2 separate regions of the Homo sapiens genome follow, and region 1 is linked to region 2. A link is an interaction called in ENCODE POLR2A ChIA-PET data of the cell type or tissue named here. Cell type or tissue: GM12878. All regions are shown on one strand. Links, peaks and the distances in the headings refer to the core of each region. The heading gives the core; the rest is flanking DNA.

Evidence for each region. Peaks named below come from ENCODE experiments on the same cell type or tissue, not always from the same donor. Only the 100,000 strongest peaks of a DNase experiment are listed, where the experiment ranks them.
Region 1: POLR2A ChIA-PET joins it to region 2 with 8 read pairs; 2 of 35 experiments call an interaction of 5 or more read pairs at or near these places.

What each region holds. Positions count from the first base shown.
Region 1 is chr7:88,069,716-88,075,100 of GRCh38, forward strand. The region is part of intron 3 of ADAM22 (ADAM metallopeptidase domain 22); the gene reads left to right. Among named protein-coding and RNA genes, the nearest start is that of ADAM22, 140 kb to the left of the region's middle. RefSeq lists enhancers at 2,919-3,068, 3,079-3,178. In GM12878, for the core only: no CTCF peak of the experiment used is centred there; a DNase peak (open chromatin) is centred at 2,956; H3K4me3 peaks cover 359 bases; H3K27ac peaks cover 513 bases.
Region 2 is chr7:87,923,502-87,928,886 of GRCh38, forward strand. LOC124901690 (a long non-coding RNA gene) reads right to left here and starts at 3,231. Exons shown (of 2, transcript XR_007060414.1): 1 at 3,070-3,231. RefSeq lists enhancers at 3,149-3,608, 3,269-3,837. In GM12878, for the core only: a CTCF peak has its summit at 3,622 (motif pointing left); DNase peaks (open chromatin) are centred at 1,708 and 3,240; H3K4me3 peaks cover 2,771 bases; H3K27ac peaks cover 3,209 bases.

The sequences.
Region 1 (5,385 bases), core at 155-5,154, 150 kb after region 2:
GCTTAGATGAGGTAGCCCAGGTGTAGACCCTTGAACCAAAAAGATAACCTGAAATACAGGGTGGATAGGGGCAGGATGACTGCAGTAGATACTCCTGTTCAAAAAGTGGGAAATAGCTACTCGGCAGTCACTGGTCCATTGAATTTCTGATACTGAATCAGGTATGTCACTGGTTTCTCCTGCTTTGGCAGAAGGGAATATATGTTGATTAAGGCTCTGCTTTGCTTCCTGGGAGCAGTCCTTTTGTGGTTCTTGGGTTCATCCTCTGAGTCAACATTTATTTTTTTTTTAAAAGAAATGTGCCGGGCTTTAAGCTAGCTATCTTTCTGGTCTGTTTCCTCACTATAAAGAGTTTGAACTGACTGTCCATTTTGGTCCAAGCTGGTGTGGTTCCAGTGATATAATTCTCTTAAGAACTTCACAGGTTTCATGTGAATCTCATTGGCATTTACCCCATTAGACAAATCCACATCCACAGATCTTTTTGAGATAGGTCCCTCTCTACTGTGAGTTAAGATGCTATGGGACAATGCACTGAAGATCCATACTAGCCTTTTTGTTTAGGTGAGAATGTCTATGAGAACCTACAAGATACTTAGAAACTCTTTTGTCTAGCTGAGGCCCTTAATAGTTTTCGGAACTCTTTTACATAGATGATTTGGTAAAGGCGAAACAGCCTTTAGTCTGTCTGAGTTATAACAAAGCGTTTTAAAACTACACCCTTGACTTACTCTTGACCTTGAGATTACATCTTACTGGCAGCACCTTGGATTAGATCTTTGCTCTGAGGCTGTTTCTTTGAAAATCTATTGCACATTCAAGTTGCTTTGTTCATTTGTTTGCTTCTTATGCAAGCATCACTTCAGAAGCACATGATTTTGTTTTTTTCTATTATTGGTTATGTTAACTGTGATCACTTGGTTAAGGTGATGTCTCCAGTTTTTTTTTCACTGTCAAGTTGTTACTAGGATACATTTTGAAGGTAGAATTGAATGTTCGGATTTGACTGAGAGAGTTATGCATTAGACATGTTGAATTTGAGATGCCTATTTGACATCCTAGTAGAGACTGGTTCAGAAACAGGGGTGCTGGTAGATTGGAAAGATGAGGTAGTCTTGTTTTCATTTTTCCAGTGAATACAGAAGTGAGATTATCTGAAGGGAGTGATAATGAGGGAGCACAGTAGAGATGTGAGGAGAGAGATTTAGAAGGATCTTCTCAGAGTAAATTGACTGGAAAAGCGTAGTGGACTTAAGGGCAGTGTTGTGATGAGGGACCATTTGACAACTGTGATCCTACACCAGCCTATGACCATTCAAGATGTTCTATTTCTTGGAGTCAGACTTTGATTAGTAGAAGGAGTTTTACTGTGATTGAGGTTTGGTCAAGCAAGTACAGTGGAAAGAGGGGTAAATTAGTTTAGAGTGTGTGAAGGGAGGTGATTTATCAGGACAGATCATGGAAGATAAACTGGATTAAGTAGACAAGAAGGTGAGGAGAGTGAAAAAGTGGTAGATAGGCTCAATGGTTTTAAGTTCCAAAACAGTGAGATAGAGTTCTAGAGAAAGATGAATAGATATGAGATGGTGAATAGGGTATGTGAATGATTGAAATCAGGATATGGGATGCATTTCATCTATGTTCTGGTTTAATACCATACCAGCTTTATGAAGTGATTTTTTTTTTTTTTTTTTTTTTAGTGTCTCCATTTTAAACAGAAGCAAATTATGTTGATCAAGATTAAGCAGCTTGGCCAAGGGTACACAATTAGTAAATGGCAGAGCTTGGATGGAAAATTAAAATATTTGTTTTTGTTTTTAACTCCCAAACCTTTGTATAATACTGTACGAGCTGTCTCTGATTCATGACAGTTGCCCACTACACAAAGGATAATCATTATTATGACTGAAAATGTTTACATTATATTTGTTTTGCTTTTTTAGGCTTGTTATGACATGCAAATGAAAAAAGGTCTCAGAAAACATTTCTAATTTTATAAACATCTTACTTCCTTTAGAGAATGAGTGGCCTTTAGAAATTGGTTGAAAATGATTTTTACTTTTATATTTCAAAGTTCACAAACAAGCATTCACACATCATTATTAAGCTATTAGTATGGAGTGAATTCTACCTGACCCATTTACATTAATATAAAATTTCCTTTATGTTAAGGAGGTCTTCCATTTTCCTACACTTAAAATGATTTAAGTAGATCCCTATATAATGATGAACAATGATGTTCTAAAGAAAATAACAAGATAATTTGATTATCTCTACTTCAGGAAGCTTCAAGAAAATTAACTTAGGTTCTAACTTGATGATAGTAAAGATTTTATGGTTTAGTAGAGGGAAAAGTGAAAGTTTAAATTTAAGGATTCTCACCCTAATCATTAAAATAACAATACTTTGCAGACTTTCACAATATGCAAACAAACAAAACCAAATTGCATGAGCTGTTTTTGGTTTAAAATTACATGGAGCGCTTTCCAGCAATACTTGTATATAGAGGCTTGATTGAAATAGCTGCATAATTCCTGAGCAGAGGGCTTTTCTTTGCTGTAATTACATTCGTGCAGTGACTCATATTCTCTTAATGCCTAGATTTTATAATTCAAAGGGAAATGTTCCCTTGAAATTTGAAAGCCTGGAGGACTCAAAAGTAGTTTTTAGATTTTATTATTATTATTATTACTACTACTATTCCTACACCACAGCTAGTATTCCTCTGAGGAGTATTTGACTTAGGTGATTTTGATTTCACTCATGCTGGCTGCAGTAGTGGGGTTTGACTCATGTGACAGTGAGAGAGCAAGGGTCCCAAAGATGTCTAGCACAGGGATAGGGTGTTCTGCATTCAGGGACTTCAGCAGTGGAGATGTGGGGCTTTCACTCTGGTATTCACCACCGTACAGCTCAGTTTCTTTTAAGTGTCAACTTACTTTTGACTTTCTGTTTCTCTTTCCTTCATCAGCTGAATGATTTTTTTCTGAATTTACAAGTTCAGATTCCCAGGAGAGGGAACCTGGCTGGCTCTGCTGATAAACATGCCTCTGTATGATGATGTTTCTCTCCTACATCTGGGGAAGTTTTTAAGACTGATAGCAAGGTTGGAGGACAGTCCTTTGCAAACACCTGGCTAGTATCTCTCCTGTTTTGGGTAAACAGGGTGTGATGTGGATGCTGGAGCAATTACCAGTTTTGCCTGAGGCAGGTCTTTCCATATAATTTTACGTTTTTGTTATAAGCCCTTGGAAATTTGTGAAATATATAATATACTCATGATGAAGACAAAAAAAGAGACAATTTTCAATTGGATGTACAACAGGTACTTTCTTCACCACTCTCCTTTCCAACAATATTGTTCAGTTCTCTGTAAAGAATCATGATGGTCAAGGAAGGCCTGGCAGGAGAATCTTGATTGTTCAAAGACAAATGTTCTTGTCAAAGGATTGGTTTAGGAGTGGCCATATAATGTAATTCTGGCAGAAGATACTTGAGAAGATGAATGCTAAGAGCTATTTTTGAAAGGGCTTGTTCACTTTTAAAAATAAATACAAGGCTTTTTTTCTTTTTTTAATCTTGGAATAATGTATTTTCTATAAGATGGTGAGAATTGCAGCCATCATATCAGGGTCATGAGAGGAGCCAGTTAAGAGAGCCCCGGCTACCATGCTGAGGGCAGAGCAGAAAGTTGTAAACACCCCTCATCTCATTAATGGCACTGAGCCACCACGTGAGCCAACCCTGGAACTGCCCTGATGTCAGATGGGAAGATTACTTTGATGCAATGGTAGCCTCCAAGTATGCTTAGGTGAGCTATCCTAGAGGTGAGGGAACCAAAAGCTCCCACAGACTAAATTCCAATCCTCAAATCACGTAATTCACTAAATTAATTTAAAGTGCACAGTGAGAGGCAAGAGGAAAGATTATTAGGTTGGTATACCTGGGTTAGGGGCAAGTAGGGTAGAGGGGCCATGCCAGCTAATCCTGGGATACATAGTGTTCATGTTCATACATCTGCATATGCCTTCCCCACTGATGGTGTGGTTACAAGGACCAGAGTTGAGGTTTGGGCAAGCCCCAAAGATAGCAGTCGTCCCAAGCTAATAACACCTGCTCAAGTGTCTGAGAGATACTGGGACAAGTATGCCTAGTCAGTGGCTGTGGCTTGCCAGTTAGCCTCACAAACAGTCATGAGTTCTGTTATGTTTATTGGACAGATAACAAATGGAGCAGGAAAGAGTATCAGCAGTTGTTAATCAGGGTAATTTTGTACCCCAGTGTACATTTAGCAATGTCTGGAGACATTTTTGATTGTCATGACTGGTGTATGTAAGAGATGCTACTGGCATCTATTAGGTAGAATCTAGGGATGCTAAGTGTGCTACAGTGAACAAGACAGCCTCCCAAGACAAAGAATTATCTGGCCCAAAGTATCAATTGTGTCGAAGCTGAAAAACCCCCTCATGAATATTAAGTACATATGTATATTTAGTGTATCCTGGATATTTAGTGCCTCTTATATATTTAATATATCATGAACATTTATTACTCATATGCTTCAAGAGTAATTGACATTTCTTGATCTTGCAGCCCTTTCTGTCAGTGTGTAACACATATACAATCTTCTTTTTATACTTTATACATCTGTGAATTCTGTTCATGTCTTACTAGCAAAATATATACTGAAAATATCTTAAAAGGGTTTGCCTATATTTTATAAACATCAAATTTATTTATCAAGTAGAACTGAATATCCTCAAAAGCAAATTTATATTATGCTAGACCTGGAATTTCAAAGAAGAAATAAGATGATAAATGTCCTGATTGTTTAATATACTTTTTGTTGTGTTTTCTACAGCTTGCAGCTGAGAGCGTGCTAGCTGATTCTAACATAAAGTCAGTAAGAACATCTATTCTCAAGATAAATGAAGCATTGACTTAGACTATAATTACAAGTTTTCTAAATAGTAATATAAGTGTCAGATAATACAGGATTATGGTGCCTGCATTAATGTAATGCTTGTTTGATCGTTCTGTTTACATTTCAAGCAATTGTAGGCATGGTGCTTATCATGATGAACCTCTGTGCTCAAAAATGCACATTTTTAGATGATTGGAACAGTTTTAGTTTGATGACCTTCAGTTCACTTAAGGAGTTTTTAGTTGGCTCAATGTCTATTAATAGAGCAACACTAGAAATTTATAGCTTGATGCATTTTTTAAAATTTATTAATGATAGTTTTATTTATATTTTAGTGCTTTAAAAGATTAAAAATATTTTACGGAAGTTGTGTCTTGAGACCCCTCCATTAAAAGGGAAAGTTTTTCATATATATGAAATTAAAGAGAAGCATATTTAAGATTATAGAAACATGTAAATGT
Region 2 (5,385 bases), core at 212-5,211:
TAATAGTGACATAACTTATCAAAACCTCTGGGATGCAGCAAAAAGTGGTGCTAAGAGGAAAGTTCACAGCATTAAATGCCTACATCAAAAAGTCTGAAAGAGCACCAATTGACAATCTAAGGTCACATCTCAAAGAACTAGAGAAATAAGAAAAAACTAAACTCAAACCCAGCAGAAAAAAGAAATAACCAAGATCAGAGCACAACTAAATGAAATTAAACAAAAAAATACAAAAGATAAATGAAACAAAAAGCTTGTTCTTTGAAAAGATAAACAAAACTGATAGACCATTAGCGAGATTAACCAAGAAGAGAGAAGATCCAAATAAGCTCAATTAGAAATGAAATGGGAGATATTACAACTGATATCACAGAAATACAAAAGATCATTCAAGGCTGCTATGAATACCTTCACATGCACAAACTGGAAAATCTAGAGGAGATGGATAGTCCTGGAAATATACAACCTTACTAGATTAAATCAGGAAGAAATAGAAACTCTGAACAGACCAACAACAAGTAGTGAGATTGAAACAGTAATTTTTAAAAATAGCCAACGAAAAAAGATCCAGGACCAGGTGGATTCACAGCTGAATTCTATCAGACATTCAAAGAAGAAATGGTACCAATCGGCTGGCTGCAGTGGCTCATGCCTGTAATCCCAACACTTTGAGAGGCCGAGGCGAGCGGATCATGAGGTCAGGAGTTTCAGACTAGCCTAGCCAGCATGGTGAAACCCCATCTCTACTAAAAATACAAAAAAATTAGGCAGGACATGGTGGCTCACGCCTGTAATCCCAGCACTTTGGGAGGCTGAGGTGGGCGGCCAACATGGTGAAAGTCCGTCTCTAAAATACAAAAACTTAGCTGGGCATGGTGGCACATCCCTGTGGTCCTGCCTACTCGAGAGGCTGAGGCAGGAGAATTGCTTGAATCTGGTAGGCGGAGGTTGCAGGAAGCTGAGATCACACCACTGCACTCCAGTTTGGGCGACAGAGCAAGACTGTCTCAAAAAAATTATCTAAAATAAAAAAAGAAATGGTACCAATCTTACTGAAACGATTTCAAAAAAGAAAGAAAGAGGGAATCCTCCCTACATCATTCTTTATGCCAGTATCACCCTAATACCAAAACCAGGGAAGGACATAACAAAAAAAGAAAACTACAGACCAGACATACCAAAAAAAGAAAATTACAGACAGAGAGGAAAGCAGTAATTCACAAAAGAAATACTTGCCGTTCTTTTATTTCATTGATATTCTATTTTGGTAACTCATAAAATTTAAAATGTAGTTTTCCTTAAGTCTTTAGGCTTAGTTCACAATCTTACTTTTTGTTAAAATAAAAATAAGATCATTACTTTCACTGTTCTTTGATTAATATTCAGTTAATTCATAAATTTGACAGAATAATTTTACCCAACATTAAACACTCTATATATAACTGAGGAAAAAACTTTATAATTTATACTTGTTTTCTCAGATATATCAAGCACCTAACAAGTTAGACTTACAAATTTGACAAAAGATATCTTCTTAACCTCTGCTAACATGTGAATGTTTTTGTCCCCCTGCCTCCAAATTCCTATGTTGAGGCCCTAATGTGGTGGTATTTGAAGGTAGGGCCTTTGGAAAGTAATTAGGTCATGAGGGTCTAGCCTATATGATGGAATTAGTGTCTTTATAAGAATAGGGAGAGAACTAGCACTCTGGGCCATGTGAGAATACAGCAAGAAGGTTGCTGTCCACAAGCTAGGAGTTGGTCCTCACCAGATACTAGATTTGCCACGGCCTTCAATTTGTACTTCCCAGCCTCCAGAACTATAAGAAACAATGTTTATTGTTTAAGTAACTGAGTCTATGATATTTTTGACATGGTAGCCTGAGCTAAGACAGCCTCCTAAAGAAAAAAAAAACCTATTTTAATTTTTATTACATCAAGATGATGTGTTTGGCCTATGCAATTATTTTAAACATTTCAAACATCTTAAAAAATTAAAAATTAGAGTATATGTATAGCAGCACGATCATTATAAAATCTGATCAAGTTCATTTTCCAACGAAGAGAACTGAGTAAAGAATTTGGCTCCATCATATAGCAAAGGAAAGTGAAGAACTTTTCCAGGTCCTAGGGTTCTAATTCTCTTTGACTGTAACTATCACAGAACGTACTGCATTAAAGTCTGTTGTATACTACTGAAATCTTGTTCAGGCTACAATTTCCTGAACAATTCTTAACTGTTTCGCTCATTTTGAAGATTTGGGGAATTTTTTTTGTAATGACAGTAAGCTCAATGAAATTTATTTACCAAAAATATGATAGAATGTCCTCTTAGGCAAGAATTTAGGACAAGGAAGAAAAAAGTTCCTCTCTATTGTTTGCTTGTGAAACAATATCTAAGCTACGTCATTAATTCTGGACACCACACTTTAGCTGGGACATTGACACACTACAGTATATTTTGAGATCATATTGATGATGAAGGAACCTGAAGCCATGTCACATGAGGCAGGGGTTAAAAAGAAAATAGGGAATGAGTAAAACGCCTCCAAAGAGCATCATGTAGAAAATTTTTTGTTATGTTTTACCAAACCAGAATCAGGATCAAGGTGAAGGTTACACAAACCCAGATTTCAACCAGGGAGATATTGTGGAAAGAAACTCAGACCTGAAAGCAGGAGATTTAGGTCCTAGGGTACTTTATTACTCGCCATGGGGTCTGGGGGCAAGTCGTTTAAACTCTGGAACCCAGTGCTGTCTTTCCAATAGAACTTTTCTGCATGATAGAAATGTTCTACATCTTAGCTGTCCAATATAGTAGTTACTAGCTACAGGTTCGGCACTTGAAATGCAGCTAGTTTGGTTGAGGATCTGAATTTTAAATTAAATTAAATTAAATTAAAATAGCCACAAGTAGAATTCTGAGAGATTAGTATGGTGGATAGGAGACAGGACTAGCGTGTAGCTCCCGCTCAGACAGACACAACAGTGTGTGGAGACTCACATTGTGAACTTTTGCTCCAAGAACTACCACAGGAACATACCAGGAAAGCCAAGAGAATCCACAGACCTTTTGAAGGAACTGGATCACTGCTGCAGGCTCCCTGAGACACTGAAAAACTGTGAGTCCGCTTGCTTTCTCAACAGGGAGTCTTGTGGTCTGGGCAAGTTGTCAGCCCTGGTCACTGGCGGCCTGGAAATAGACAGTGCTGTTGTGGGGCCTGGTGGGAGTGAAACCAGCCTTTAGGACTGCAGGCTGTGTGGGAGCAGGGTGAGGTCTGTGATTGCTGGTTTTCCCCTACTTCCCCGGTGACCTGTATGACTCAGCAGAGGCAGCCAGAATCCCCCTGGTAATATAACTTTATGGACTGGGAACCACACCCCCAATACCCCACAGCAGCCACAGCAAGCCCCAACCAAGAAGAGACTGAGCTCAGACATGCCTATCCTTGCACCTACCTGGTGGTCTTTCTCTACCCTCCCTGGCAGCTAAAGACAAAGGTCATAATCTCTTGAGAGCATGATGGCCCTGCCCACTGCCTGTGAAACCTGAATACTTAACCAGGTGTCCCTAGGGCAAAGTTTGCATCTTCCCTGTAGGACTGCAGCTGATGTGCTCTTGAAAGCGCCACCTCCTGGCTCGAGGCCAACCAACACAAAACCAGTACACTAAACAAAAACACAACCAAGGACCCTCACAGGGTCCACTTCACTCCCCTGCTACCTCCACCAAAGCAAGTGCTGGTATCCATGGCTGCAAGACCTGAAGCTGGATCACATCACAGGACTCTTTGCAGACACTCCCCAGTACCAGCCTGGAGCCTGGGAGCTCTGCAGGGTGGCTAGACCCAGACGGACAAAAACAATCACTACAGTTCAGCTCTCAGGAAGCCCCATTCCTAGGGGAAGGGGGAGAACACCACATCAAGGGAGCACAGTGTGGGACAAAATATTCTGAACAGCAGCCCTTGAACCTAAGAGCTTCCCTCTGACATAGTCTGCCCAAATGAGAAGGACCAGGAAAACAATTCTGGTAATATGAAAAAACCAGGTTCTTTAACATTCCCAGAAAATCATACCAGCTCACCAGCAATGGATCCAAAATGAGATGAAATCTCTGAATTGACAGAAAGAGTTTAGAAGGATGATTATTAAGCTAATCAAGGAGGCATCTGAGAAAGGTGAAGTCCCACTTAAAGAAAAAAAAAAAAACATGATACAGGATATAAAGGAAAATTCTTCAGTGAAATAGCATAAATAAAAAATAATCACAACTTTTGGAAATCAAGGACACACTTAGAGAAATGCAAAATGCACTGGAATGTCTCATCAATAGAATCAAACAAGCAGAAGAAAGAACTTCAGAGCTTGAAGATAAGGCTTTCAAATTAACCCAATCCATCAAAGACAAAGAAAAAAGAATTTTAAAAAATGAGCAAAGACTCCAAGAAGTTTGGGACTATGTTAAATGTCCAAACTTAAGAATAATTGGTGTTCACAAGGAAGAAGAGAAATCTAAAAGCTTGGAAAATATATTTGAGGGAATAATCAATAAAAGTGTCCCTGGCCTTGCTAGAGATCTCGACATCCAAATACAAGAAGCTCAAAGAACATCTGGGAAACTCGTCACAAAAAGATAATTTCCTAGGCACATGGTCACCAGTTTATCTAAAGTCAAGATGAAGGAAAGAATCTTAAGAACTGAGGCAAAAGCATCAGGTAATATAAAGGAAAACCTATCAGATTAACAGCAGATTTCTCATCAGAAACCTTACAAGCTAGAAGGGACTGGGGTCCCATTTTTAGCCTTCTTAAAAAAAATTATCAGCCAGGCGTGGTGGCTCACGCCTGTAATCCCAGCACTTTGGGAGGCTGAGGTGGGTGGGTCATGAGGTCAGGAGTTCGAGACCAGCCTGACCAACATGGTGAAACCCCGTCTCTACTAAAAATACAAAAATTAGCCAGGCCTGGTGGCACGAGCCTGTAATCCCAGCTACTTGGGAGGCTGAGACAGGATAATCGCTTGAACCCGGGAGGCAGAGGTTGCAGGAGCCGAGATCATGCCATTGCACTCCAGCTGGGGCAACAGAGTGAGACTCCATCTCAAAAAAAAAAAAAATTATCAGCCAAGAATTTTGTATGCAGTGAAAGTAAGGCTTCATAAATGAAGGAAAGATATAGTCTTTTCCAGATAAACAAATGCTGAGAGAATTCGCTACTACCAAGACAGCACTACAAGAACTGCTAAAAGGAACTAAAATCTTGAACAAATCCTCAAAATACACCAAAATAGAACCTCCTTAAAGAATAAATCTCACAGGACCTATATAACAATAACACAATGAAAAATAACCGAAAGTATTCAAACAACAAATAACACAATGAA